2 separate regions of the Homo sapiens genome follow, and region 1 is linked to region 2. A link is a loop called in an ENCODE intact Hi-C map of the cell type or tissue named here. Cell type or tissue: dorsolateral prefrontal cortex. All regions are shown on one strand. Region 1 overlaps PLXNA1 (plexin A1). Region 2 overlaps CHCHD6 (coiled-coil-helix-coiled-coil-helix domain containing 6).

Evidence for each region. Hi-C counts contacts between places; a loop is a spot of excess contacts. Peaks named below come from ENCODE experiments on the same cell type or tissue, not always from the same donor. Only the 100,000 strongest peaks of a DNase experiment are listed, where the experiment ranks them.
Region 1: it touches region 2 in a loop (6-fold over the local background); 93 of 110 quality-filtered maps call a loop at or near these places.

The regions. Positions count from the first base shown.
Region 1 is chr3:126,985,805-126,988,304 of GRCh38, forward strand. The region is part of intron 1 of PLXNA1 (plexin A1); the gene reads left to right. Among named protein-coding and RNA genes, the nearest start is that of PLXNA1, 3.9 kb to the left of the region's middle. In dorsolateral prefrontal cortex, no CTCF peak of the experiment used is centred here; no DNase peak of the experiment used is centred here; H3K27ac peaks cover 389 bases.
Region 2 is chr3:126,743,736-126,746,235 of GRCh38, forward strand. The region is part of intron 4 of CHCHD6 (coiled-coil-helix-coiled-coil-helix domain containing 6); the gene reads left to right. Among named protein-coding and RNA genes, the nearest start is that of CHCHD6, 41 kb to the left of the region's middle. In dorsolateral prefrontal cortex, no CTCF peak of the experiment used is centred here; no DNase peak of the experiment used is centred here.

The sequences.
Region 1 (2,500 bases), 240 kb after region 2:
CCTTGAGTCTGAGCCCCAAGTCTTATACCCCTAAGGTGGAAGAAGTGGCCCAAGCATTGTCACTGGCCTTTATTAGATGCTGGGCATGAGGGACCCAGCCCTAGGCTCGGGGCTCCCCCTTTCTTGGCCGGCAACCCTGTGACCCCAGGCAAGTCCCTTCCCAGCAGACTTTGTTGGGGCAGTGGGGTGAGGGTGGAGTTTGGGGCGGTGGGCCCAAGACCAGGCTGGAGTTTGGATGGTGGCTTCTTAGCCTGGTCCCTCCTGTTGAATACAAAAAGTAGGGCCCATAATTGCATTAAGACGTGTATAATTATCCCAGAGGAGGGGAGAGCCCAGCCCCTGGTAATTGCAGGCCTGCTTTGAACTGATAAACGGTGAGTGATTCATGTTTTCTTTGGAGTTCACATGTGCTCAGCTCCCAGCCCCGGCCCCACTGCCACTGTGAGGAGCCTGTTTTCTGGCTCCCGGGTCTTCCTTGAGCTCTGAGGCGGGGGCGGGAGTGGGGACTCCTCCCCTGCTGTTCTTGGGGCGCTGTCCGGCAAAGGCAGCTGGCAGCCTGCTAGGAGCACCCTGCAGTTCCTGCTCTGGGATTCCAGCCAAAGCTCTTTGCTTCTGAGAGCCTCGGTTTCCCCACCTGAGCAGTGGGTGTGTGCTGTGCACACACTGGGCAGGGAGTGTGTGGGGAGTGAAACAGGAGTGAAGAAGCATGGGGGGCTGCCGCACCCAGACCTGGCTGGCCCTCCGCATACCCTTCATTCATTCGCTCACTCACGGGGATTTATTGAGTCTTCCTGGGTCCCTGGCTTGGCTTGGGGATGCAGTGGCAACCACCCAGAGCCAGGCCCTGCTCTCACAGGGCAGCCATTCTGGCCGGGAGAATGGGAGCAATAAGTAATAGAGACCCTTCACGAGTCCTGTGCTGCAGATGAGAACAGGGTGACTGAGCAGGGCGGGGAGTGGAGACAGGGGCACAGAGGCCTGGGGGAGGGGCAGGCAGCCCCACACTGCATGTGGGCACCAGGCACAGAGGCTGATGGGACTGTGCCCAGCTCCCTGGTAGACTTGGAGAAGGCATCCATCTTCAGGCCTCAGCTTCCCCATCTGTAAAATGGGGCCAGACCATACAAGGGGTGTCTGGGATGGTCTGTGCAAACTGGCTGGCTGAGGCTTGAACTCAAGACTCAGGACTCAGCCTTGCTGTAGCCGGCTCCAGCCAGGAGTGGGTGAGAGGCCCCAGCACATCAGGCACATCCAGGGCAGCAGGCCCTACTGACAACCAAGGGGGTGGCACTGCTGACTATGCCTTGTGGGCAGGTGTGCCCTTTCCTCTTTCATCCATGAGAAAAGAGCTTTCATGCCCCTTTTGCAAATGGGGAAACTGAGGCTAGGAAAAGGGAGTGTCCCCATCAGAGTCATCTGCCTACAGAGTAACAGGGTCTAGATTTAGCCCAGTGCTTGGCTGCCAGTTGCTAGGCAGGGTGTGGTGAGACTTTTCCAGAGGCAGTGGAGGCCAGGACAGGATATGGGGACTCCCGCCAGGATCTGGGCAGCGCTGACCTCGTGTGCAGGTCAGAAGAGTGGCCTTAGCCTCTGCATAGGGACCTGGCTGTAGGTGGTTGTGGGTGGAGGGAGCCGAGTACCCTGGCAATCCAGGAAGGAGGGGTGGGCATTTTGTGGAGTTTGGGGTGGAGTCAATGGACCTTGGTAGTGAGTGTGACCAGGAAGTGAGGGCCCGATGTGGAGCAAGGCAGGAGGGGGCCACACAGGTCTGGGTGGGTATGGGGTGCTGAGGCTGGGAAGGGGTCACTGTGGAGGGGTGGAGTGCAGGGAGCACCTGCCAGCCTTCCCTGTGGAGGAATTCCTCTTTCCTTGGAGTTGGGTGTGAGGCTGGGAGCAGGACTGGTGGCTTGGATAGAGTGCTGAGAGTCAGGGCTGGTGGGCCAGGGAGCCTGGGAAGGGGCCGTGTGGCGGGGCACCCGTCGGCTGGGGTGGGGATGTGGGTGGGACACATTGCCTGGCTTCTGGACTGCAGGTCTCAAGGTTTATCCAGCATGGGGCTTGGGGTCCCACCGAGAGCAGCCCAGGCTGCCACCTATCCACAGTGAGAACTGCTGCCTGTGTGGCCTGGGCCTCCATGTCCTCCGTGGTGCCTCTGCTGTGGGCTGTCAGGGCGTGTTCGGGGGAGAGGCAGGGCTGTGGAGGTGGGAGTGAGCACTAAAGCCCATCTATGTCAAGCTTCTGTAGGGGACGGTGGTGGAGTATGTCCCCACCAGCCTCAGGCAGGGAGCTGGTGCCCACCCTGGGAGTACAGAGCTGTGGGGAGGGTCCTGCTCCCCAGTGCATAGGGAGGCTCTGGGTGAAGGCTGCTCTCCAGGTTGGTGTCAGATGTTGGTGTCAGCTGGGGTCCCATTCCACACCTCAGGCCCTTGTCACCTGCCTTCCTGTTCCTGGCCTCCGCCAGTGATGGCAGGGCACAGGTGCCAACGGAGTGACCTCTTGC
Region 2 (2,500 bases):
TCTGAGCCATCTGAGAGTGGCATTGGAGCAGCAGGTGACACCGTCCCTGACTTCCTACTTTGTTCTTGAGAGAAGTCCAGGCCAGTCTGAGAGTTTTGGGGTTTCTTGTTTTGAACAGAGGTCTTACGTGGTCATATGTGAACCTAATACTGTAGGGAAACCTGATTGGATCGGTGCCATCCCTCCTGGCTCGCATCAGATGGTATGCGCTGGCAGTGAGGGCACAGGTAGTCAGAGGAAGTAGCACCACCCCTTCTGCTGCCATGCTTGCTGTACCCCTGCTCCTCTTCCTTCGGGTCAGTGCCCACCAGCCCTGCCACTCTTCTGTGTGTGGATCAAGTGGGGCAGCCCTTACAGCCCTAGGACAACCTGACAGCAGTATATTTTCCTTTTCTCTCCTGCCAGAGTGAAATTGGGCTGGTGCCTTCCCACTTCTATGCTTGCCTCTAGGATGCCAGTAGGGCTGGGGAGAGGGGAGGGTCTTGGTTATTTTAAGTCTATTTATGCAATTTATTCACATGGTTTTTGGGGAGCTACCATTCTGCTTTTTCCTTTTTGTGGAAAAATGTTTTCAATTTGTCAAGCCGATTGTGTTTGCCCTCTTGGGGAGATGCCATTGCTGGCTACTGGCAAGGTATAGAATCGAAAAGGGTTATTTGGCTGAGAAACATCAACAAGTGTTTGCCGGAGAAAAGTCCGATTCTTTCCCTTACCTTTGTCTACTTGGTGGGTGAGCCAGGGCCCTATCTCCTGTGTGTTGGCTATGAGCTGAGTGCACTTGGGTAGACCAATACATGCACCAGCTAGGAGGAGCTTTCGCTGTGAGTAATGGAAGCCCAGTTGGCAGTGGCTTAAAGTGGAAGTGTATTCTTCCCATGAACAAGACACCAGGGGCAGCCATCCCAGGTGGTTATGGTAGCTTCGTGCCTCAGAGGGATCCAATCACTTCCTGTATTTTTTTTTTCTCCCCGAGACAGAGTCTCATTCTGACACCCAGGCTGGAGTGCAGTGGTGCGATCTCAGCTCACTGCAACCTCCGCCTCCTGGGTTCAAGTGATTCTCCTGCCTCAGCCTCCCCAGTAGCTGGGACTACCGGCGTGCACCACCACACCTGGCTAATTTTTATATTTTTAGTAGAGACAGGGTTTCACCATGTTGGCCAGGCTGGGACCTCCTGTCTTTTTGACTGGCAGTCCTCAGTGCAGCTCTCCTCGTGGTGGCAGAGGGCTGCTGTGCCTTCAGCCATCACATCAATTTTCCAGTCAGGAAGAAGGAAGGGCTGAGAGCCTTGTTCTAGTGAAGTTTTATTATTTTATATGGGTGTGGGAGGGACACTCTTCCCTGGGATTCTCGTTGGCAGAACTGTGTCGCAGGGCCACCTCTAGCTGCAAAAGGGGGGCTGGGATAGTGAGCAGTTTTACCTGGACACGTGACTGCCCCAAACAAAATCAGGATTATGTTATTAAAGAAGAGGGAAGAGGGACTGGATGCTGGTCAGGTGGCGAGGGCACTTTCCATAGCCTTGTGGCTTAGCGAAGCCCAGCGTCCGGACTCTGTTACACCTGGGCTCAGATGCCCCAGGTACTGTCTCTGTGACCCTGGACCCATTATTTAACCAAGCCTCAGTTTCCTCACATGTCAAATGGCACACCTCTCCTGGAGTTGTTAGCATGCTTTCATAATATGTGAGCAAAGCCTTCAGCACATGGTCTGGCAGATGGAAGGTGGTCAATACATTCTTGCCTTTCTGTTATGCCAAATTCCCCCAAAATGCACTAGGAGAGGAGCTACACGGGTGACTAATAGAGTCTAAAGGATAGAAGTGGGTAGTGATTTTCCACCATGGCAAAAAAGGGACAGCGAACAGAGTGCTTTTGAGTGCAGGAATGCTGGCTGTTACCAGGTTGCTAATGTTCTAACCCTCCACCTGGGTTGGCTTCAGGCTTCGGAGGCCCCTGAGTACACCCCTCCCCACCAGGTAGCCTTAATTCTAAAACAGACCTTCCAGATCCCACTAGTTGTTCTTTCCTAACTCTTAAGGTTAATTTGTGCTTGGAGAGGAGATACAGCTATTCAGGGCTGCTGTCTCTGGGCTTGCATTCTTGCTGATGCCAGGACTGGCTTGTTTCACTGACCTTGGGCTTGTGAGGCTAAGTGGGTAGGGAACCCTGGGTGCTTGGCTTCCTGCCCACTTGGGTGTGTTCTTAGCAGAGTCAAGTCACTCCCTGCCCCCTACACTTGGTGGCATCTCCTCCTTCCTTATCAAATCTTGGCGAGGCTTCTCTGGAGGATTCTGGTACTCTGTTCTTGGCTAGGACTTGGGTGGCTGGGCAGGGTGGCTTAGGGGTATTGCTGAGGAGAGTAGAGGTATGTGGCAAAGCCTTTTGCATGACACGTATCAGGTAACAAAGCTCTGAGGCCGCTGGGACTAGACACACTGGGAGTGACAGTCTCTGTGGAGTGGCTTCTACTGGGAGCCTTTGCCTCTGCGCTTGTGCCC